5 separate regions of the Mus musculus genome follow, and regions 1, 2, 3 and 5 are each linked to region 4. Evidence: chromatin loops called from intact Hi-C (ENCODE). Cell type or tissue: left cerebral cortex. All regions are shown on one strand. Region 1 has its middle 120 kb from the start of Gm33751. Region 2 overlaps Pdzph1 (PDZ and pleckstrin homology domains 1). Region 3 has its middle 360 kb from the start of Gm33751. Region 4 holds the start of Cntnap5c (contactin associated protein-like 5C). Region 5 has its middle 72 kb from the start of Gm33751.

Region 1 (5,000 bases), 1.0 Mb before region 4:
AGGACAAATTCGGCAGACTCACTTACAGTTGCCTAGGGCTGCCCTCCTCTGTCCTGCTCGGTCATGCTCCAGTCTCACTGATATTTATCTGCCCAATTCCAGCCAAACCGATCTCACAAAACTTTATACTCAGTAAACAGAACTCTAATTCATACCTCAGAACCTTTGTACTCGATGTTAAGCCATCTAGAATGCTCTGTCTAGATCAGTTCTCTGCTTCTTCTCATTTAAATACTTTGATTAATAAATGACAAGTAGTGTGAAATTATGGTATATAATGATGTCTTATCCATGTTATCCTGGTTGGTTAAATCAAACTAATTCACCATTCCTCACACAATGACAGCTATGTGACAAAAAAATATGTAAAAACATTCTTAAAATGTTCTGTCATCTAGGGCCATGAGAAATGACATTTGTCACTGACACAAATGCAACATATGTAGGAATCCCCTGGTGACATTACTGTTCCTGGTCAAATGTGCTCATTTTCTGACTCAGTGGATCAGAGGAGACAGTACCCCAGGTAGCTCTGATGCAAGCCTTCTACAAACTGCTTATGTGTTCAGTAAACAGTCCTATGACTTCCAAAGGTGAAAGTAATTTGCTTTTATTTTTCAGAGACTTGCTCTGGGATGAAGTGTTCTGAAGATCAAGCTCATTTGACTTTCCATTGGAACTAATTGGAACAGCCACATCTTCTTAGCTTCCTGGACATATTAAGGAACTTGATCAGCGGGTAGAAAACAATATATATTTGATCTATCTGCAGTGAATTTGCTTACTCCTAACTATCTGTGCATGTGTACCCTCTCTCTCTCTCTCTCTCTCTCTCTCTCTCTCTCTCTCTCTCACACACACACACACACACACACACACACACACACACACACACACACACAACATGTACAAACACACACCACAAGCACATAAATGTATTCACCTGTACCCATGCACATCAATGCATGCACATTTACTTTCACACACAGACATGTGCACATGCACACACACACACACACACACACACACACACACACACACACACACAGAGAGAGAGAGAGAGAGAGAGAGAGAGAGAGAGAGAGAGATGCACAAACCAAGCTCTGCCATATTGCCATATGCATCTGTGAAGTTAGTCTCCTATAAACACAAATGTCCTCCGGTTACCTATTTTATCATCTGTGATAAGAATTAGGCCATTTAATAATAATACTAATAAAAAGCTATGAGAGAGGAGGGCTGTAGAAAAAAAATCACCTCTTTATTACTATAGGTATCTAGAATCCTGAAAACATAAAGACATCTTGGAAGCATGCCTTCTCTCTCTTTCTGTCTCTCTGTCTCTATCTCTGTCTGTCCTCCCTCTCTCCCTTTCCCTCCCTCTCCTTTTCTAAGTGTGTGTGTGTGTGTGTGTGTGTGTGTGTGTGTGTGTGTGTGTGTGTGTTTGTCCAGATGAATAGGTGTGTGGGTTCAGATGTGCCTTCATGGGCCTATAAATATGTGGAGGCCAGAAAGCAATCTCAGATATCCTTCATCAGGAAACCTGTTCACATACATTTTAAAACAAAATCTCTTACTGTCCTAAAACTCACCCATTCGAGTGGGCTAGCTCCAGGGATCAGTGCCACTGTAGCACTGATTATACATACCTAGGTTGCAGTTGGTATAGCCCACTCTTAGATTCTTTCACTAGATTAGGAAAATAAGACGTGTGTGAAGTAGCCCAGTTTATAATCTTCACAACTTTTTTCTTGAAATCAAGCTGGGCTGTCCTTCCTAAGACACTGTCCACTGTAGGGTTCTTAATTAACTCATTCATTTTTATGTGTCTGGGTATTTTGCATGTATGTGTGTCTGTGCAGCGTGTGTGTGCCCGATGCCTCTGGAAGCCAGAAAAGGGTGTGTAAATCCCCTGGAACAGGATTTAAAGATAAATGAGAGCCACCACGTGGGTGCTGGGAATTAATCCTGGGTGTTCTGAAAGGGAAGCCAGTTCTTATAACCACCTCCTCCTTGGTATTTGTTTAATTGTTCACACAGACTTTTCAGCTGCTCTACAATTTACCAATTCTACTAATCCCTAGCCACCAGGGGTCATCCTGTCTCTATATTCTTAGTGCTAAGATAACAAATGCATACCACCCCAGCCAGCCAGCTTTTTAACTTGGTTTCTAGGGATCCAATTCAGATGAAGCTTGAAAGATAAGCTATTTACTGACTTTATTGACATCTTTTCTTGTTCCTTCATACATATTAAAAACCTTGAGCATAGTCATTATCTGGAAGGGATATTCTGTATGCCATTACTAGGGAAAGGATACTCTTGTTTGTGGAGTAGGGAAAAAAAAAAACGATTTCTATGTTTTATGAGCCTCAGTTATTGAAAAACAACCAACTACAAAACAAGGAGAAAAATAATACCCATTGATTTGTGCTTATAGATTAAGATATATTCAGACCCAGCTGGGGGGACTTATTCCTGTCAGAAAAAAAAAAAATGCTTGTCTAAAAATGCAAAGACATGAATTCAATCCCCAGAATCCGTGAAAGAAACAATGGACATGGTGGAATATGCTTGTGAACCCTCACTGTAGAGGCAGAAATAGGGCTCACTTGGGTGCCAACACCCAGCCTAGACTCCTGCTAGATAACCTTCAGACTAATGAGGAGTGCTACCTCAAAGAGATGATAGCCAGAAAGAACGTAACAAACAACACTGGAATCCATCTTCCAACTTTCACATATATAAGACATTAATATTCCCCTATGCATTTATCTGTAGGTACATGCATATGTATGTGCACACACATGCACAAACACATGCAAATGTGTGCTTCAGTTCCCACTCCAGTTCAAAGGCTATGTGACCTTGAGACAGGTCCCCTTATTTTTTCAGACTGCAAATGTTCACTACATCATGTCCAGGCTCTGGATGGAAGTGATTTCACTTTTCTTGGAGCCCCTGACCATGATGTTCTATGCTGTTCTACTGATATTTTGCTTTGTGTGCAATCACCTTTCTGAACACAGCCAGCTCCTAATTTTGATTCAATGAAAGGAGTCATTAGTGGTTTAACCATGTTTTAAAAAGAAAAGCATTAAAGAACTTCAGACCTTGCATGATGATATCTAAAGGGCAAACTGTTGTCTTTTGTGTTCTGACATAATTATAAAGTTTAATGATAAAATGAACAGCACGCAGTAATCCTTCCTGAATAACTATGATGTTTCCAATCCATCCAGAAGCTCCTAGTTGACTCTGCTGGAGGTTGCTAAGGAGACTCTTACTGAGTGGAATGAGTAAGGGGAATTAAACAACGGAATGTGTAAGAGATGGGCTTGTCTCCCTGAGTTAACTACAGCAGGGAGAGGCAGAGCAGAGAGACTTGTAACAGAATCCTGCTACCAAGCAATAACAATCTTGCCCCACAAATACCAACCTAGTCTCAGCTATGCTGGAGACAGAGGCCATGCATGACAGCCCTCTCCTCCTCTCATACATTAAGACATGGTTTTACTCTACCACTATCACACCTTTGTAGGTGCTCATGAGCTTTTTCTGCAGCACAACATAAAATCTCCTTTGAATAACAGTGAGTGTTATTTTTTTCAAGTACATGTTTAGGGGGATTTTGGCGTGGTCAATCCCAGTTTCACTTGTGTCTCATAGCAGGGACCTATGAACAAACAGAAACACTGACCTTTTAGGGCCTCAGCTCACATCAGGAACAGGAAAACTTCCATTCCATCCTACTGCCCCAAAGCAAGTCACAGTGTAATCATCTTGGCAGGAATAAATATGTTCTCAGATGACCATTGTGCCCCTTCATTTGGCTACCAGACTATTGGAACAATGAAGCCCAAGAAATTGGAATTTCCCCCAGGAATCTTATGCTGGGAGAAGAAAAGGGATAAAGCCTGGTGCCAGTCACTGAGACAGCTTGTCTTTATTTTGCTCTGTTTTGACAGGCTGATAGATTGTCTTGTAGGAGAGACTGACGCCACAATGGAGGGGACCACTCCTTGACTAGGACACTTAGGTATGCACATCTTTTACCCTCTATTTAAACATAAATCTCCTGGTAAGACCCAAAAGATGGACTTGGAGGTTCTTGGACCTCCATTTTCTTCTCACTGTGATCAGAGTGAATATAACTCCTTTCTTTGTCACAATTATTGGCATGTTAAATTAGCCAATTGAGGACAGGTGGCTGAACGCATCTTGTTAAAACCATCAGAGCCCAGATTATGACTTTAACAATCCCATGAATAACATATCCAATCTAACACCATCGGGAAGGAATAAGCTCCTCTTGGGTTGGTTGCAGGGTAGATTATCCTGAAGACTTAGCTATCCACTATTCCCCTGGAAAATCACAAGGAAAGATACTTTTTTCCATTTCCCAACATACTGTCAATCACAAATCTAAGAAAGCCTGCTCTGCCTCATTCACTGAGAATAAATCCAGTGGTACCCAGCAGTCGGCACTCAGGCCAAAGACAGAAATAAAAAGGAACTCCGGGTAGGCTAGAATGAAATTAAAGAAGTGGCTTTAAATTAATGGAGCCAAAAGTATGGTATTTACTTGTTTCAGAGAATGAGCTGCATAAGTAATGTTTTGCCAGGTCTACAGGCTCTGAAACAATAGTCCAGCAATGGACAAATGTATGTGTGTGCTCATCTCCCCCCCCCCCCCCCCCGTGTGTGTGTGTGTGAGTGAGAGAGAGACACAGAGAGAGAGAGAGACAGAGAGAATGCACATGTGTGGCAGTCAGAGGACAACCTTGGTCTTTGTCTTTACCTCCTACCTGTTTGAGGCAGGATCTCTTGTTGCTCATCACTGCATATGCTATTTAGTTGGCCTGTGAGATTTCAGAGGTTTTCCCATTACTACTTCATATCTCCTAGGAATTCTGGAATTCTGTATTGCTAAATCTGATTCAACACGTATTTCAGGATTCACAATAAGATTGTCAGGCTTGCATGCAAACTCTTTGCT
Region 2 (5,000 bases), 1.1 Mb before region 4:
TGTTTAAAAAGTAGATTGTTTCTAGCTCATCAGCGACAGCAGAAGATTAGACTACATAAAAGATATGGCTGCATTTTCAAACCACTCAAAACAAAACAGAGGCAATCCTTGTGGTTATACAAAAGAAACCACTGTTTGTTTTGTCCTATGAATCTCTATGCACAAAACTGAATATGTGTGTTTGTGTGTGTGTGTGTAGGACTGGAGGCATGACATATATGAGGATTTAAATGCTTAGAGAGAGAAGATACCGTTTTGCTTAAAATTCTAGACTCTTTTTCAAATGCTGAAGGAGTAGTTTGACTGCGTCATGGCACATGGTGAGAAGAGAGTTTCTTTTGGAGAGGAAGTAAAATTTAGTGCATTTAGATGGCTTCATTTGTGTATCTTAAGTATTTCTTGCAACTGTGGCTTATTCCTTTGTACTTTCTTTTATGAAAGCAAAGTGAGTCACAAATTGATACCAGGCTCTCTTATCTTCTAGTTCCGGGGCCTCGTGCCTGTTAGCCAAGTCCACTGCCCCTATGCTACATGTACCCCGTACTTTCCAAATCTATCAAGTTAAACAACTACACGTGGGCAGAGCAGAGAAATGGAACAGCGTGGGCTCGAAAGGTCAGGCTAGCTTTGCAGCCCACAATCTTACAATGAGGCATTTATGTCACCATCCCTGGTTAACTATCAGTTACCAGAAAAAACATATAATGGTCGGGCCTAGTGCAGAAATTCATCAGAGGAAAAGCAGTGCCAAAGAATGGGCTTGGCTGGACTGTGGGAGGAAGCCATTTACTTGGTTTCTATAGATAGGTAAGTTACTGGTAGTAACTTATAAAGAAATTAATTCTAAGACAATTTCTTAGTATGCAGATGATTTTGCTGTTTATTAAATATGAAAGCAAATATTCATAAGCAATAAGATGGATATGAGCCTCTGGTATTACATAAAAAGAATTGAGTCTTAGTGAGGCTGGTATTCTCCTTTAATCTGAGCACATGGGAGGCAGAGGCAGCTGGATCTTTGCCAGTTCAAGCCAACATGATCTAAATAGTGAGATCTAGGGCAGACAGGTTTACATGGTGGGCTGGCACCAAGGTAGGAAGGAAGAGAGAGAGAGAGGGAGGTAAAAAGAGAGGGAGGGAGGGAGGGAGGGAGGGAGGGAGGGAGGGAGGGAAAGGGAAAAGAAAAAAGAATCAAATATTTCATGCAACAGTTTATATAACACCTTAATTTTTTCTGAATTGATTGACATTTTGAGTTTAAAATGATGAATGCTGAAATTGTTGTTTTACATGAATCAAAAGTTCAAAATGGGGCTGGCAAAATGGCTCAGCCAGTAAGAGCACCGACTGCTCTTCCAAGGGTCCTGAGTTCAAATCCCAGAAACCACATGGTGGCTCACAATCACCCATAATGAAATCTGACGCCCTCTTCTGGTGTGTCTAAAGACAGCTACAGTGTATGTATTTTTTAAAAAGATTTATTTATTTATTTATTTATTTATTTATTTATGCAAGTACATTGTAGCTGTACAGATGTTTGTGAGCCTTCATGTGGTTGCTGGGAATTGAATGTTTTAGGACCTCTGTTCACTCCAGTCAGCCCTGCTTGCTCAGCCCCTGCTTGCTCTGGCCTAAAGACTTATTTATTATTATCCATAAGTACACTGTAGCTGTCTTTAGATGAACTAGAAGAAGGCATCATATCTCATTGCGGGTGGTTGTGAGCCACCATATGGTTGCTAGGATTTGAACTCAGGACCTTCGGAAGAGCAATCAGTCTGCTGAGCCATTTCACCAGCCCTACAGTGTACTTATGTATAATGATAAATAAATCTTTGGGCTGGAGCAAGCAGGGACTGAGTGAGCAGAGTTGACAGGAGTGAGCAGAGGTCCTAAAATTCAATTCCCAACAACCACATGAAGGCTTACAACCATCTGTACAGCTACAGTGTACTCACATAAATAAATTTTTTAAAAAAAGTTTAAAATGGCAAAAATATGTTCAGGGCCATTTCAGAATTATTGAAAAGTCTGTCTTAATCACAAGTCAACACTCAGCTATCTTTTTCTAATAAAATTCAAGTCCGCAACAGAAACAAATAAATTTTAAAATCAGAAAATTCAAACACAATTCTAAAGATAAAAGTTGAAACCTGAGGAATGATGATAAAAATATTTAACATTTAAAAAAATCATATCTTTCCATTTATGTAAGAACAGAAAACTCCATGCTCACAGGTACCACACCGCAACATCTAATACACAATACTCTCAAATCTGAGGCCAGGTGCTCAGGGCAGTGTTTGTTGGCACTCGATGGTGTGTGGCATGCAGACAACCAAGTGTTCATCTGTGTTCAGTCCCAAAACATCAATGAAGTTGCAGGTGCAACGGAGCAGACCCTGCTAGGAACACCACGACTCATTCCATGTTTGAGTTCCCTGCCAACGTTTGGTTTTGTACAGTTGGAAACCTTTTACTGCTGCCTTTAGTCTTCATTCCCAACATGCAGTTCAGTTAGCTTAAGAAGTTGGGCTTGCATTAAAAAAAGAAAAAAAAGAAAAGAAAAGAAAAGAAAAGAAAGAAAGAAAGAAAGAAAGAAAATAAAGAAAAGAAAAAATCTAAGTCTACAAGAAGGTAAGAAAACTAAAAAAAAAAAGAAAAGTAAAAGCTCATCATTTTCTGAGATCACAGAAATAAATCAAAGAAATACTTAGTGGGAAAATACCCACTCAGAAAGAAGAGAGCAGCTTAGACCCTTCGATGTAATTTAGAAAATTCCCGGTAGGTGGCGCAGCTTACTCACAGTTAGTTTTCAAAGTAACCGGTATGTTGTTAGAAACACATGTCTTGTAAATAAATAAGAAAATGAGTACTAAAGATAATACAACATAAATCCCATTAGTTAAGTTAGGCAGTAGCTCGCTTGAGAACTGCTGCCGATTCTAGTTTACAGTCTAAGGCACAGTCTACTATGAAGCCACTTGTTAGCAGTGACACTGGCAGCCCTTCTGGTATGAAGGGTATCAGTCAGGTAATGAATGGGTGATTGGATGAGCTTTGTGTCTGCAGAGATGCTCTGTTATAACTACTTATACAGTATTAAAAGGGCTTTTCCTCTTTGGGATAGGAATAAACCTTCCTTGTCCTCCTGTACATTCGTCCACCGCCTTCTGCTTTTCCTCTGCAACATTCCTTTTACAAAATCTATAAGAATACTTTCCCAAATGACGTTCTTCCTAGACTGACCAGTGCCGGGAATTCTCCCGGGGGGGGGGGGGAATCCCTGTTTACCTTTTAAAGATCTATTTTTTAGAGAATTTTACATGTTTTCAGTTATTCCTCAATTACTTGTTGACAGCTTACTTTCTGCCTGGGATAGAACTGCAAAACCCTCTCTATGGGAAGATACAATAACGACACATGGTAACTTTAGACACTGGCACAGTGAATTGGAGGGTGGGGCCTGAAGCCGGAAGTGCAATTCCTCCTGTGTCAAAGCAGTTGGTCTCCGCAGTAAGAATGTGTCAGGTACAATAAAGATCCTAGAGAAGGATGCAGTCGGAAGAAACTGCGGACCTAAACACAGAAACAGTTTAGTCATCGTTTTTAGAATAAGCATCGAGAGTCAATCAAGTGGCTTTTTAAGGGTGGAACAAAGAAAGCGACCCAAGGAACTATAAGGGAGGCATCCTTCTCAAATTCAGTTGCGGTGCCTCTTTTCCTACCATGACAGAACTAAACACTTGAGATGACCTAATGACATGCTGAAAGGAAGGACATCACAAAACAACAACAACAGACAAACAAACAAACAAACAAAAAAACTCACCAAAAGAACTAACTGGAACTGTGACATTCAGACGCTTGAGAGAGCCTACAAAGCAACCTGCTCTATCTCCTCTCAATTTCTGTATTTTTCAAAAATACCGATGGAAAGCTACTATCAGGCATACCCAGTAGCCTGTGGTATATCCCTGGCATCACCTCAGGTCTGAAAAAAAAGAGCTGAAGTTCTATTGAATCCTGATATATATATATATATATTATTTTTTTTTAACTAGTTCTTTGCCTCTCAAAAAATCAGAACAAAACAACAACAACAACAAAGAAAATGCAATACTTCATCCTCATAGTACAATTATTCAGAAGAGTGGAGGAAGAGGGACAATGTCATAAAGTGTACACATACACACACACACACACACACACACACACACACAAATACTAGCGTTAAGAAAGCCTTGATTTTCTAATTGTAAAGAAGAACTGGTAAGGTTGGTGACTTTTGACTTACTAATCTGCAAAGACGAAGATTTCTTTCCGCACTTGAGCAAAAGTTGGGGCATTGGGCACTCTTTGGGGCCACACTATTAGTTTTCCTATGGATGGTATAGTTTTCAGATCAGTGATGTACTGTTCCTAACTCTCGAAGCATTGAGCCCTCCCCTCATCCTGTACTTGGGGCTCCATGAGGAAGAAGCCCTGGTGGTGCTGAGCCTGACTCACAGGGTAGCAAAGCTGCCCTCCCCACTCCTGCTGCAGAGATGCAGCGAGGGCTTTAGACATAATAAAGAACATCACCGGATTCTTTGTGTGCATCTTTGCCTTGGAAGGCAGATTCTGAACAAAATAAGCTAAAATAAATTTGGATTTTTTTTACCTACTTCCTATTTTTAATTCAGTATTGGCACGTTTGCTAACCTTCTATTAACTCAAGTAATCAAAGGAAAAAGTCAGGTTATTTGTTTAGTTAGTATGTAGTCATCAGACAAACTTAATGAATCATTTTTTTCTTATTTCTTATATCCTCAAAAACAGGAAGGAAGAGGATCTCACTTCTTTCTTCTTAAAAATTGATTATTTTATTTATTTACATGTCAAATGTTGTCCCTCCCTTCCCAATCTCCCCACCACGATCCCTCATCCCATTCCCCTCTCCTTTGCCTCTTAAGAGGATGCTCCCCGACCCACCCATGACTTCTTTCTTGTACTGAACT
Region 3 (5,000 bases), 820 kb before region 4:
CAGCCTTTGCCAGCATATGGTATTTTTGTTTTTGGGTTTTCTCTTCTCTCTCATGTTACACCTTGAAAGCCAGCACTAAAACTTCTGCCTGTGGAGTGATAGGTCCCATCTCCAGCCATCTAAGTTTAGTTTTTATGTCACAGTAGCTCTGGGAAAAGAAGTAGGTCATCAGAAGTTGCTTACCTTCTGGGTTTTCAGGGTCCAGATTGGTATACTATAATAAAGCCTTTGTGAAGCATTGTAAAAATTGAGATGGATTTTCCTGCTTGTCCTGGACAACCTCTTAGAGTTTTTCAAAATTTACTGGCTTTAAGGCTGCCTTTCTTAGGCTGGCCAAAAGGCATGTTCTAAATCTGTCTCTGGCTAAAATACCACCTGCAGAATTACAATTCCATCAAAGATCCTGGTCAGGCACGCCTCTGATCTGATTGGATTGGACGTGCTCTATCTGATGAATTTCGTCTGCATGCATTCTCGATTGCTCCCATACTCACCTGTTTTCTTCAGGAGGTAAGTTATTTGTAAGAATTATATGCACGTCATGGAAAGACAGGCTGTAAGATTTAGTAATTTACTGAAACTCTTTAATAAACATAGAGGAGGAGTTAGAGGAATGGGAACCGAGTTTGCTCTTTATTTGAGAAAGCTCACTCAGCGAGAAAGGAAGATGTACTCTGACAAGGCCATCTACCCCAGCAACTTCTCTTAGAGGAAGGACTGATGCTGTGTCAGCTGTCCCTGGGAGAGGACTTGGGGGTTTGGCTGTGGTCTTAGAGCGTGTGATAGGAGGGGTGAATATACGTTTCATCACTAGGTTTCATGGCTAAGAGAAGTTGGGTTGGGGAACAAGAGGAGCACATGGAGGGACTGGAGTGAAGACAGATGAATGCTTGGACATAGGGGACCTCTTTCCATTTACCAGTTCACTGACAGTATGTATTAACATCCTTTAAAATTATTGGATCTTGGATATCATTAAGTGGTCACTAGGAACTATCTAGGTGGTACTGAATCCAGACCTTATTGCAGAGGTATATTAATTTTGATGCCTTCAAATCAGGCATTAGTTTCAAGGATTTGAGATTTTCCAGGAGGCATCCCAGTGGGGTACCTGAAGGTACGGTTGAAGACCTCACAGCATCCATGGGGGTGGGGGGAGTTATTGGATCATTTGTACCAGCGTCCAGAGAACAAGTCGATAACCAAAAGGAAATCAGCCAGGCCAGAGGCCCAAGTCTTCACTAGGGCCCCCTAAAGGCTACACAGTTCAGTCCCAGACCTACTAAAAAGGGGTCTACCCTGGGCCCAGAGTTTTCTTAAGTGGCTGCAAGAGCTTGCAGAAGGAAGGGAATGAGAGCTGCTTTCAAGGGATATGGTCACACAAGAGTCGATGTCATAGCTGGTATTTCAACTGGGAGGTGTGAATGTAAAATGCCAACCACTTAGCCCCCAGAAAAAGCTGGCCAGGCCCTACCTGGGAAATTAGGGATCCTACTGCTGACTGACCTTACCAATCAATATGCTGCTGTCTCTGTGATAATTCTAGCGAATTGGTAAATGGAAACATGGAACTGAGTGTTTGGTGGTGGGCCCAGCAAAAGCAGGCCCACAGGGTGGACCAGAGCAGCACAGCTCACTTGGTAGAGGTCTGTGAGTCTCACAGCAGTGGTGGTGGTGGCAGTGGAAGCAATGACCTGTAGCAGCGGTGGAAATCCACATGGTAGATAAAAGCACGTGCCAGTGGATGGAATCCACATGGTATACCAGTAGCTGCAGGCTATAATGGCAGTGGTGGCCATCCATGTGGTGTTGGTTCTCTGGCGGCAGTGGTGGCTTCACCATCTCATTAGGCAGTGACGGCCAAGTGGGCTCCACAGCTTCCCGGCGAAATGATTCCTGGGTTTCTGCACCAATGTTATGAACTTGAATGTCACATGGCTTCAAAAGGACCACACCAGGCCAAATGGCTCCACTTGAGGTTTATTGGGAGAGAGAGAGGCAAGGTGGCAGTGGAAAGAAAAGGGGGAGGGAGGGATAGAAGAGGGGCTTTCTTTATATATGGGTGAAGACACAATCACAGGTCAAGGTGGGAGGTGAGTCAAGTGGATTCTGGGAATATGGTGGCTCTTGCCTTGAAAACAGGTGTTCGGTCCTGTCTGTGTGATGTCATGAGTTTCAGAGATCCTGATACCAACAATGTTCTACAGAGGAGTAAGTGCTTCAAAGCTTTGGAACAAACAGGCCAGGAGGCAGGGCAGAACAGGGGTTTGGAGATTTCCTGAAAAGTCACCCAAATTATGCCAAATTGTTTGTATCTGCTGCCCTCTTTTGGCCATTTTATAGAAGTCACAATAGTGGAGCTAAGGCACGGGGACTTCAACTGGAAAAACTTTCAGTCTCCTCTAGGAAAAATTCATAATGTGGGAATGGAGAGGAAGGAAAGAAAGAATGAGGAAGGGAAGAAAGAAGAGGATGTAGGAAAGAAAGAAAGTGGAGATCTGGGGAGTCTTCAAAAATTTCATTTCTGAAATTTTAGACCAGCAAGATGGCTAAGTAAATAAAGGGACTTTGTGTTATATTGGCTTACACCACACAGGAGTGCTAACCTGTGATGTATCTGCACAGAGATGACAAGAACCTGATAGCATCTCAATTTAGGAGGCTGCTGTCTTAACAGAATGTTCCTACTTCAGATAACCTAATCAAGAAAGCTCTTCGTGGGTGTGTCTCATATCTCTTTAGTTGATACCAGATCCAGTCAAGCATCTACCCAGCATTAACCCTCACACACCTATTAGCAAGTTTAATATAGAACTAAGAGAAAAAGAAAAACCAAAAACACCAAAACTGGCTCTGATGAGTGTTTCCCAATGACCTGTGCTATAGTCCCAATCACCAGTTCTTGGCACTGTCAGAAGATAGCAGACACTTTAAGAGAGAGTGGCTAGAGACTATAAAGATGACTTTGCAGTTGAAAGCATTGGTTGTTTTCTCACAGGACCCAGGTCCCCAGCCCCCATATGGTGATTCACAGCCCACCGAAATGGAGTCAGTCCCAGTGGATCTAGTAATTTCTTTTGGCTCCCTTGGGTGTCAAATATACTTGGAGGAAAAACACCCATACACATAAAATAGGAGAGAGACACAGAGAGAGAGACAGAGAGAGGGAGACAGAGAGAGACAGAGAGAGAGAGACAGAGAGAGAGAGAGAGAGACAGAGAGAGGGAGAGAGAGAGAGTCAGAGACAGAAAAACAGACAGAGAGAGACAGAGAGAGGGAGAGAGAGAGAGTCAGAGACAGAAAAACAGACAGAGATAGAGACAGAAACAGAGTCAGAAACAGAGTCAGTGTCTAGTAAAAGGCCCTTGGGTCATAAGGGAGTTTAAAGGGGACTGTGGAGCCATATAACCTCCTTCATTCAGTTTCCTACCCACACCATAAGAACTTTCCTTTACCATACACCCCTCCTTAGGATATGCTTCTTTGGCAGAAACCAAAAAGAGTATGCCCATTCTATCTTAGATAGAAACTGTGAACCTTTCTTTTTATAAGTCAACAGCCTTGGGTATTCCATTATAGTGATTGAACACTGACTAATGCATACCTTAAGAGAGAAAGTCTCCTTACCAGATGATCTTCTTCTAGAATGAAGGAGGGGACGAAAAGATAGAACAAAGGAGAGAGGGAAGCAGGAAGAAAATTCAAAATAGTGACACCAAATGACCCACAATCAAAGGTACTAAACTGCTTAAAAACTCTAAATGCTGGCTTTCACGAATCTAACTCTGTTTGAGTGTTGGATGTTCACATTTTCAGGACAAAAATGAATAATTCTGGATATGTAAGAGATGGTTTTACATAAAATTGCTTTAAATGTAAGAAAATTTGATTAGTATTTCATTCTGTCTTAAGCAAATATCAAGTAGCCTGAGAGGTTATCACTCAACTTGGTGAGGGTCAGTTTGGGCTACAGATGAAATGGGTGCAGGGAGGGTCCCTTACTTCAGGACCTGATAGCCTCTGGTCAGCAGCCAATCAAATTGCAAATTGAAATTGATGTCACTCATCTAAGGTAACAGATACAAGCCTCAAGCCATGTGGTATGAGAGAGAGAGAGAGAGAGAGAGAGAGAGAGAGAGAGAGAGAGAGAGAGAGAGAGAGAGAGAGAGAGAGAGGAGAGAGGGGGAGAGGGGGGATGGGAGGAAGAAAAGCAAAGCATGTCAACTTTCATAGTCACAGAACAATTCTGTTCAAATCTGCATAAGAAAATGTTCTATGTTGGGAAGTGTTCACATTCAATGCAGGTTTCTTTTATAATTACTATAATTACTGTTTGATTATGAGTTCAGGAAAAACAACCTTGATTTTAATCATGTTCCATTTGCCTCAGGTGAATATCTCTGAACAAGGAAGATTATTACAGATTGTAGAGTATAAGTCAGCTGCCATTTGGATATAGAAGGCCCTTGTGTGGGACTGGGGAGTGGCCCCAGTGTGAGGACTATGTTTGATTCACATATTTTCTTCTTCATGTCATTCCTGATAGTTTGAAACTGTTCTCAGTGACTAGCCTGAAAATTGGTAATTATGATTGATGCTCTGTGAAATATAAACTGAAGAGAATGGAATAATATATATTGACATCCAGTAAGAATTCACTGAATTCCTAACTATTCATTGGAGTGGAATTATTAAGCACCTGGAAGCCCTCCTTAACATACCACTAAGTAATTGTGGTTTTCAAAACAAAACAAAAATTTAAGTTCAAGATTGCTTATTGGTAGGGAATGAATAGCCATCAAGTTTTTATTTTCTTTTTTTAATCTTAATGACACAGTAAATGGAATTGTTGGAAATTTGGGGGAAAGGAGACAATTAAAATATTTACTTAGAGGGCCAGAGAGAAAGCTCAGTGATTAAACACAACTGGTGTAAACCTAAAACCTGAAGTCAATCCCCAGAACCTACATAGCAGAAAAAGAGAAGTAATCCCTTTAAAT
Region 4 (5,000 bases):
TGTGAGTAATTATTACACACAGGTCATATTTCATCATAGTATGGCTTATCAGTTGAAAACCATTGAATTAACACTTAAAAAAAATTAGAGGAGCCTGGGAACAGGCAACATTAATCTACTGAGACATCTCAATGTCCCAGACATGCCTAGCCAGGCAGTGGTGGTGCACGCCTTTAATCCCAGCACTTGGGAGGCAGAGGCAGGTGGATTTCTGAGTTTGAGGCCAGTCTGGTCTACAGTGTGAGTTCCAGGACAGCCAGGGCTACACAGAGAAGCCTTGTCTCGAAAAACAAAAACAAAAACAACAAAAAAAAATTAGAAATGCTTCAAAAATCTGATCATTTCATGATAAATGAATACAAGAAAGTAAAGTGATTCACTCAAAGAAATTGAGGCTGGTTGGACAGACGGACAGAGGAAAGGGAAGACTACTGGGAAGGTGACCATTTCCTAGAAGAAGGATGCAGGTGAGAACAGAGATGCTTCAGTAGATATTTATCTTCTCCTTTATTATAAAATCCCTGCTATACTTCTTTCTTTTCTTTTTAAAAAAGATTTATTTATTTTATGTAAGTACACTGTAGCTGTCTTCAGACACCCCAGAAGAGGGCATCAGATCTCATAACGGATGGTTGTGAGCCACCATGTCATTGCTGGGATTTGAACTCAGAACCTTCTGAAGAGCAGTCAGTGCTCTTAACCACGGAGCCATCTCTCCAAACCCCCTGCTATACTTCTTAATTCATATCTTATAGTTGCAAATGTTAATCTGCTTTAACTATCGGGCTAATGTGAAAGATATGGGAAATAATTTCATGTTGAACATTCAAGGTCAACATGAAGCAGTTTGGTAATTGGATAAGTTTACAGACTCTACCAACTGAGGATTGCAGGGTTTCCTCACTTCTGGTAGCTGTAGATGACCAAGGAATCCCTGCACTGCCATTCTCCTGCCCAAAAAGCAACACAATCATTCCTCATATTACTCACCCACTTGGTTTGTTAGCAAGCACCCTTCTAGTAACTCAAGGTCTCATACTTCTTTACTATCATGAGCAACATTTTTGAAGATCTTTTGAAATCCAGCATGTAAGAAAGATCTAAATGAGGCAGGGGGATCTAATAATGAATAGCAATGAACTTCAGGGAGAGACTTTGTGATTATTTTGTTATTTCAAAAACTAAAGCTATTATAAAAGAAAAATTACGCTATGCAGTATGTTTCTTTTTAAAAGTGATGTTAACAATATTTATGTGTGTGTCACATGCAGTCCTCCTGCTTGAGACCTCATACTTCTGTCATGTCAAAATTTAACTTGCCTAATCTTAGATGAATACCCTTAGTAAGATATTTAGCTGCTGTACAATTTGGAATAGACACATACCTCCATTGCTGGCTGTGTTTTACTGGCAGGCTGGAAAGGACAATAATAGGTATAATTTATACCTATAAATAATAATAATTTGACTTTTAGTCTGAGATTAGAACTTCTTAGATGAGGTCATCTGATTTCATTTAATCAAACTCCTAAGTCATATCATAGCTTCTTGTGTCAAAAAGTTGATTTTCATTTTTTTTTTAATTTTACAGTGGCGTATATCAGTATTCATGATTAACCGGTTCCCTCAGGATATGACCAAAGTATGCACTGTAGCTGTTTAATATCCTGAAAATCTACAATGGGGGAATTTCCAGAGGATTTTATTACTGGTAGGTAATTGGATTCTTACCTCAGATTTGTAATATTTATATTATGGCTATAGTCCTTATGGCCTGACTTTGTTTTCATTATGCGTAATTAGAGATTTAAAACTTTTCTAATTGTGTAACCATTAACTTTTCCCTGTAGAATAAGTGCCATGTTTGAGACAGAGTATGAGAAAAATCAAACATGCATTCAGTGAGATACTCACACACTACACAGTAATAACAGCAACATCAAGTCAATTAAAAAGTTATTTTTTAAGAAACTGTACACATATACCTTAACAACTATAACTGTTCACCATGGAAAAACCTGAGCATACAATATGTCTTCAAGGGTGCTGTTACTAATGACATGGGGTGCTCCTTAAAATTTAGAGAAAATAACTTTTTAAATTTTCCCACAAATCAAATTCAAAGGAGAGCCTTGGAAAGGAAATGTCTAACTCATCAAAGCATGTATATGAATGGGAGTAGACTGTACATCAATAGCAAATCCAATACTTATACTTGATGAATAAAAATTGTGCATAGCAGCCAAGAGAACCTGGAAAATAGTTGAGATTACCTTGAGAGGTTTTGCCTTATAGGCTCAGATGACCACTAATATGCATAGATTTCAGAATCAGTGATTGCTAAAAACTATTTTTTTACCAAATGTTACAATTTTCACAGTACAGTAAACACTCACTGATATTCCTTAAGAAAGCAGACTGTAGAATACTTAGCAAACAGCACTCACTCAATTGCTATGTGGCTTGAAAATGGAGGATGCAACTGTCACTTGAAATTCTGAAGATCATTATCACCAACTTTCTTTTTAAATGCCCAGGGCAGATTTGTTCCTGCTGTGGCTATGACAGACTGAAGTCTTAACCCATGCCATTTAGTTTTAGGTACATTATTAAAATACATTGACCATAGTTAAATTAACGTATAGAAAATATGGCACCAAGAAGGATGATACTTGAAGAAGCCAAAGTCATTAACTCTATCCATTTCAACAGTATACCTCACTTCCAACTCTTGGATCTTCAAACTAGTCACTCTCTCCATTTAACAGTAAGGGAACGCACAGATCACAGCCACCCTTTTGCATCAATTGGACAACACTGACCTCTAGTGTTTCAGAACGTAGAGAAACAAGCTCAGTAGCAAAGCTTACTTCTGACTAAGGCTCTTGGGTCTTTCTCTTGGCCAAATGTGGGGGTGATTTCGGGGAGAAGGGGAGAAGAAGAGGAAATGGAAAGGGCAACAGAGGAAGGAAGGGGAGAAAGCAGAACAGAGAATTAAAATTACCTGACTGTAATTTGCTTCCATATATCATTTAAAATAATTTACTACCTTATTCCCACCAGGGGGAGAGAGTAGCCTCTTTTACCCTTCTTTATAACACAACCTTTAAGAAAATGTTACAATTACAAATTGTAAGCTTTCCAATCTTTGGATGACAGAAACACTGACTCTGTTGAACATCTATCCACCTGTCTTCCTTCTGGAATGCAAATTCTGGGACAAGAGCCTCTAAGGATTAAGAAATAAAGCAGAAGGGTCCTCCATAGTAAGTCTTCTCTCTTTCCTCTTGTGTTACTGATACTGATAACATGAATTATAAAAGTAAATTAAACTGTCCAAATCAGGATCATATTTCGGAGGTTCAGTGTCAAAATACAAGATGTGGGAATCAAACACAGAAACTTGAGGGACTGTGATAAGCCACCCTGGCAAAGAACACAGATGGCTTAATTGCATCCTTTCTCATTTGGGAGTTCCCAGAGAAGGAAAAACTTCCCTCACACTGCCCAGAGAAGCAACTGGGCAATTGAGCTTGATTCTCTCACAGCTTTAGTGATTTATTCAAGTTTGACAAACTGGGTCTTATAAATATATAGTGCAGGCAAGAATTTTTAGAAGTCAAGAATTCTTTCCTATTGAATTAAATGCTCTGTGCTTGCAGGATTCAAAATGTGGGTATTACAGTTCATACTCATTCCTTCACTGGCACCAGAATTTTGAGGGTGAATTGTGTACTAAAAGTCCCCCTCCTGTAATAGGACAGCCATTGATCTCCTGGTATAACTACATTTGGGCTGCAATTCTTAGGCCCAAACTCCCAATCCCCTTACAAGGAAGTTACAAACTACTCCCAGCTGAAACCTTATGTATAAGGCAGTGGAAAGAGCTGTGTGCTTAGGGTGGCAGTAGGGGGTAGAGGTGATTCGGGAACATTTCAAATCATTTGGAGCTGCAGTCCCATTATCACCTATCTTGGAGACACAGGAACAGTCTCTGCCCTTTGAGGCTTGCTCTAGATCTGCGCAGTAAAGCTAGAATCAGGCTAAGGGAACTTTATGATTCCAATGAAAGGCAGGCAGTCCAGCAAAGCAAGCTCATTAAAGCTCTGCTAACTTTTGGGATTGTTAGAATGGTCAAACTAGACTGGCTAGGTTTCACCCTGCTCTTTCCTTTCACGCAGAGCATATACTGTTGGACATTAGATACTTTTACTCAGGAGAGTCCTATCCCACCTTACCTTCCCGCCCCCAGTTCCAAGTACTCACAATTTGTCGCTGTTAATCCAAAATGCCACAAGCCAGAGAGCACCAAAGTAAAAACGCTATTCAGTCTTGGTACAGAATCCATTTCCCTCAGTGAGCGATCGCTTCCAATGGAATCCCAAATTCACGGGCACCAGCCTTGACCTTTTTTTTTTTTTCCCTTTTTTATTTCTCTTTTTATTTCTTCCTCCGCACAGCCTGAAACCCCTCCCACCCCCGCTTCTCCTTCACTCCGTTCTGCTTCAGTGCTTCCTCGGAGATGCGAGCTCCAATCGACGTTTATAGTTTCTGCAACTGTCACTTTCTGTGCTTGCCTTTCTTGCCTGCCTCGTCTTCCTCCGGATTCCCTTCCTTTAAGGGTAAGATCTAAAGTCGAGCGCAGTTCTTGGCACCCAGTTCCACCAACAGACAAAAGCACTTCATTTGTACTCTAGAGCTGTGTTCAGCACCAGAGAGGCGGACAGCTCATTTCAGGAACCTTCTGTACGGCCCCGCCCCCAGTCGAGCCCGCCCTGCGCTGGCCTGGGCGGGTCCTTGGCAAGTCCCTGGCAGACAGCTCTGCTTCCAGGTGCTCTGATGACTTGCTGGGGAAGCAAGGAGCAAAAGAATTTTCTCTCTCTCTCTCTCTCTTTCTCTCTCTCTCTCTCTCTCTCTCTCTCTCTCCCTCCCTCTCTCTCTCCTTTTTTTAAACCTTTTATTTTATATTTTATTGGATATTTTAATTATTTACATTTCAA
Region 5 (5,000 bases), 1.1 Mb before region 4:
TGACTATACTGAGATAGGAAATGTCTAAAGCAAAGGAACATTCCAGAGGAAATGATAGTCATTGGTAGCCTTGTGAATAACCATGTGTAGTCTTTTCTTCCTTATCTGCCCGTAGGAACAGAATTTTTGCTTAAAATTTTTTCAGCAGTGTCTACTCTCATATCTAGTTCCTTTTGATAAAATAATCTATCAATCAATCATAGCATTAAGAAACAAATCATATTTGAAACACCAGGGTCAAGAGATTTAAAAATGGGTCCAGGAAACTCTTCAGCTCCCAGTTCCATGTTTGTTTGGAGTGACCAGGAAGAATAGTTGCTTTTCCAAATAGTGAAGTCTCAGAAATCCCATTTATGTAAATTTAATGGAGGAGACATAGAAACCAGATCTTTCCAACTAAATAAAATTCCCCTTGAAGCATAGAAGCAATGTGGACTTCCCCTTTTTCAAGACACTCTTGGATAAGCTGAGCTGTCTAGAAAATGCTTACTCACTGAGCCTTTGAAAGAAGCAGATCAGCCAAGCTGCCTAGATGAACCTCGGATCTACTGAGCTACCCAAAGAAGACACTTCTAACCTGTTGAAACTGCCTGCAGGATGTGCAATGACCTTGGGTTTCTAGCTTTCAGGAGCTGTCACCCATGCTGGGGTGGGATTTGGTGATGCAGCTGTCTTTGAGTCATTTCTGCTCCTGTAAATTAGCCAGTGAAACACATTTTTTGTCAATTTGACTTCTATCCTTCGTGTGACCTGTCACTGGTTCCCTATCTGGGGTACATAGACAATTGTCCACATCTTTCCAGGAACAGTGTCTCACAGTACCACAACACACAAGAAACTGGACATTCCTCAAATAAACCTGAGTTGAACACTTCATCTTTGCCATAACATTAAATCCACGTTGATTTGCCAGCAGAGCAATGAACTGAACTGTTCCACTGCCAATGTGCATGTGCGTTTGAAAGAAGGACTTGCTTAGGTAAGTGTTACGGAGACACACTACAGCCTCTTTGTTGTTAGCATCCCTCCTCAGCCTTCCCAAGTGATTATACACATTTGTCCTTCATGGTTCCTCACAGCCTCAATCTGTGGATATAAATGTAAAGGTGTTGCTCAGTGAGTCTCTTCAGTCACTGCCACTCCAATTATGGCTATTTTTAAATGGCCCGTGCTATAAAATAACTTAGACCTTTTGTTCTTGGAAATGTTACTTTGTTGGTTGCAGCAATATAAAGCGGTTCAATCCAGGAGCCTTGTGCCACTCACAGGGGTTTCCTTCTGGTTCTTCTCGCCCTCTTCTGTATTTCTAACTGCACATGAGATCCCATACTTGTTAGACAAACACACTTATAAATATAGTTCTTTCAGAAGTATATGAATGGTGATCTAAAATATATTAATGGTGATCTAAAATATATTAGTTATGCTATTTTTCAATTCTTTCTCTCAAAAGAATATCACCCTATCTTTGGATAGATGTGTATGTATGTTTATTCTTCCTAAAACTATTTAATAAGTTTCTGAGCCCAGAAGTATGACAGAAATTAATTTTTTATTCTTGTATTGTTTTTTTTAATTTATTTACATTTCAGATGTTGTCCCCCTTCCTACTTTCATAGTTTCACTGTTTCATTTTGTTGATTTTGCATGAGTCTTGAGAAGCTTCTATTCAATTTTTCAAATTTACATATGGAACAGAAGGACTAAGAAAAAGAATCAGGGGAATAGAGCTTTCTTATGAAGCTTAAGGTGGTGGTTTAGGGATTAGCACAGTGGTAGAGTACTTGCCTAGCAAGCTCATGGCCCTGACTTTGGTCCTCTGCTACGAGAAGGAGAAAGAAGATGATGGAGGATATTTTTTTCCTGACGAGAGAGTTTGCTGGGGTTCCATCTCACAGTGTAGATCTTCAGCAGGAAAGAGTAAGAAAGGAAGATGAATTCACTGCGCTAGGATGAGCAGTAGCTGCTTTGAAGAAGGAATCCCATTGATTATTCTTTAAATGATTGAGAGCCGATTCTAGGGATAAAAGAGAAAAAGACTTTCAAGGTCACTATCTTGATAAATGTGGTGCATGGATTCAAATGGGCTGAGACAGAGAGCTGTCTGTGAATTTGATTTTTCTCCCAGGGACATCAATACTAATACAGTCACACTTTTTGGAAGGGAGAAACATTAAATCTTCAGAGCCCCCAGGTACAGCTTAACTGCAAGCCATCATCTTCAAGATTGCAAAGTACTACATAACCCTCCTAGGCAAAAATACTATTGGATACATCTTTATATCCCAGTGGAAGACAAATGTCACTGAGTAGGATCAGGAAGCAGAGACAACAGGGAAGGCAAAGGGAAGCAGCCTGGCCTCACTAGCTATGGGGTACCCTCCAGCTTACATTTCTTCATCATAATTTTTTTCTGTCCAGAACAAGTACTAGCCTTGTTGTTTGGAGGGCAAGTAACTATCTAGTGATGATTCTGTGATTGAGATTGTTAGAGACACAGAGGTAACTTAGTGCTGACATATGGAAGAAAATTAGAATGGGGACATGCGGTTCAAAATAGAAATGGACAGTTTATTAAGAAAGAGGGAACAGCCATGAGAATAGGAATTAGCTAATGATCTGGGGAAGAGCCCCTGAAGCACTGGGCCATTAAGCTCGTGGCCCCTTTTGGACATCCACATAGCAACCCCTTTCTTTGTGACTGTGTAACTCAGCTTTTGTCACACATGCTATTCAGTTCATGAAGCTCATATGTGGAAGGACTTCTAGTCTTTTTTTGTCAATTGGCTTCTTTCACAATAGTTTTGATTCTGTGATGCCCAGCCTCTACTTTCCTGATGCTATATGGCAGACACTTAGCTTACTCCTATTCCAAGAGTAACTGTCATGCCAGGAATGTAATATTCTAAAGAGATACTTGTGTCCCTCACTTTGACTGTCATACAGTTACAGTGGTTCCTAAGAAATTAGATTTTTCTCTAGAAATACCATGCTTGGAGAAGGAAAAGCCTGAGGCTCCACTGCCATCCAGAAGAGGGCAGTCACAGTACATTCATTGCTTATCTTTAGAAAGGCTGCACTGTACAGTTCTTCAAATACATATATGTCTGTGTATGAATTTTAAATATGTATATGCTGGGTGTTTTATATATTTTAACTTAGTGAACTTCAAGGATTCCAATATGTCATTGCTGTCATTTTACACATTTTGAAACAAGCAACAAAGAAAGATGGGACTACCCCCAGTGTCATATGTAGTAAGGTTTCCATGTGCATTTTAGTTTAAATCCATAATCCATGTGGTACAGCAAAAATAAAACTCCCATGAATGTTGAATATGTTTGGATATGTGTATTGTGCATATGTAATACGCAAGTATGAATACTGTATAATTTAGATGAGTTTAACCAAGCCACTTATGAAATAAGAGACTCAAAAGAAGGAGAGAAAGAAAGAGACAGAAGAGATGTTGGTGATTTCAGGGACCCAATAGAAGCAGCATCAGCTAGTCTTGCAGTTAACTATGGACTTTGGGTACATGTGCATGGTGTAACGCAGGCCAGGGAGCAAGACACCTAACATCATGTTAGTCTCTAGGAAGGTATCCCAGAGTAAATGAGTGCTTTTAATACTCAGTTTCTGCAGTAACCACTCCACTGTCCTGAACAAACACTTAAATAAGCCAAGAATTCTATATTTCTTAAATAAGGCAAGAATTCTATATTTCTGGGAAAGTGGCATAGAATGCGAGAGTAGACCTGAGAGGTGTGTATAAAAAGACAACCAGGGTCCATTAGGCTATTTCAAAATGTATGGTTACAACCTCTAGTATGAACTCAGTTTCCATCTGCAGTAAATAGAGCTACACATTTCCATGTTCCCTACAAACATGTCTGCATCACCAACTACTCTTGATGTTCTCGGCCACTGCATTAATTTTGTACAAAGTAGTCTTTTGCCCTACAATTCTGTTGGCAGTTGCTGGATACAAAACTGGGGATTTTTCTTTAATGTAAATCCTCAAAGTGATGAGTGTACACCACTGGACACTGACTCCTCTACCATGTACCTGAATTGTCATTCTCACCGTGCTTGTCCAAGTTTCTTAGTACTTTAATAGTTATAAAATTTTAATTCAATCTTTGACCTGGTCTCTCTAAGAAATATAACCAGATTCACATTCACCACAAGTTAACAGAGTTATGGTTTAAGGTCATCGAGAATGTAAAGACATTGGTTTGTAAATTATCTTTGTCACTTACTATGTCTGTGTCCTGCACAGGTCACATAATTCTTCAAGACTCCTTACTTGTACCATGAGTGTGGAACACTGGTATGGTTATCCTAGCATGACATGGCCACTTCCCTCTTGAGCTATCAACTGCTGTGATAAACCTAAAGGAAAACTGGACTAGATTGAGCCCTTGACCTTTTCATCATGTAAGTGTAGGTGTGAAAGGGCTCAAACCATGTTTCTACTCAAAGACGTATGGACAGTTAAGTATTGGACAGTTAAGTATTATTATGGAAGGAGAGTATCACAGGGACTTACATTTCCCCGAAGATACGTAGGGCTGGAGAGAGAGAGAGAGAGAGAGAGAGAGAGAGAGAGAGAGAGATTTTCTTCAATTGTGTAACTACTTTTGTTTGTGTTGCCCATGACCTTGTAAGTAGTCGCTCAAGAAAACTCATGTAATTAACCCCAAGTTAATTCATTGGTTTACCAAAACTGATGCTGTACCTGATGGTAAAAGACATTTGTTCATGACTTTTTTTGAATCAGAAGTTGTGGTAAGATTAAATAGCAATGCAGAAAACAACTACTCAAAAGTCATTATCTGCCATTGTTCCTCATTGTTATTTTTTACTTTTTTCTGTTGAAACTAGGACTTCCTTGTGTGATACTGGCAGCTAGATTATAAGCCTCTACAAAGTGTTCCTGATGTTCAACGAATCCTTCAAAAAGAAGAATCATCAACATCCTTCTTTCTTTTCGTCAG

The links. Peaks named below come from ENCODE experiments on the same cell type or tissue, not always from the same donor. Only the 100,000 strongest peaks of a DNase experiment are listed, where the experiment ranks them.
Region 1: a loop joins it to region 4, with 8 times the contacts of the local background. A loop is called at or near these places in 7 of 42 quality-filtered maps.
Region 2: it touches region 4 in a loop (6-fold over the local background); 17 of 42 quality-filtered maps call a loop at or near these places.
Region 3: it touches region 4 in a loop (5-fold over the local background); 4 of 42 quality-filtered maps call a loop at or near these places.
Region 5: a loop joins it to region 4, with 10 times the contacts of the local background. A loop is called at or near these places in 3 of 42 quality-filtered maps.

What each region holds. Positions count from the first base shown.
Region 1 is chr17:58,817,855-58,822,854 of GRCm38, reverse strand. No RefSeq gene overlaps it. Among named protein-coding and RNA genes, the nearest start is that of Gm33751, 120 kb to the left of the region's middle. In left cerebral cortex, a CTCF peak has its summit at 2,085 (motif pointing right); a DNase peak (open chromatin) is centred at 2,095.
Region 2 is chr17:58,907,265-58,912,264 of GRCm38, reverse strand. All of the region lies in intron 8 of Pdzph1 (PDZ and pleckstrin homology domains 1), which reads left to right. Among named protein-coding and RNA genes, the nearest start is that of Gm33751, 34 kb to the left of the region's middle. In left cerebral cortex, a CTCF peak has its summit at 2,786 (motif pointing right); DNase peaks (open chromatin) are centred at 600, 998 and 2,790.
Region 3 is chr17:58,585,433-58,590,432 of GRCm38, reverse strand. No RefSeq gene overlaps it. Among named protein-coding and RNA genes, the nearest start is that of Gm33751, 360 kb to the left of the region's middle. In left cerebral cortex, a CTCF peak has its summit at 2,339 (motif pointing left); a DNase peak (open chromatin) is centred at 2,293.
Region 4 is chr17:57,768,918-57,773,917 of GRCm38, reverse strand. It overlaps Cntnap5c (contactin associated protein-like 5C), which reads right to left and starts at 4,707. Exons shown (of 24, transcript NM_001081653.2): 1 at 4,267-4,707. The coding sequence starts at 4,348. In left cerebral cortex, a CTCF peak has its summit at 2,841; DNase peaks (open chromatin) are centred at 3,493, 4,002, 4,212, 4,685 and 1 more place; H3K4me3 peaks cover 993 bases.
Region 5 is chr17:58,869,040-58,874,039 of GRCm38, reverse strand. No RefSeq gene overlaps it. Among named protein-coding and RNA genes, the nearest start is that of Gm33751, 72 kb to the left of the region's middle. In left cerebral cortex, a CTCF peak has its summit at 3,017 (motif pointing right); a DNase peak (open chromatin) is centred at 3,024.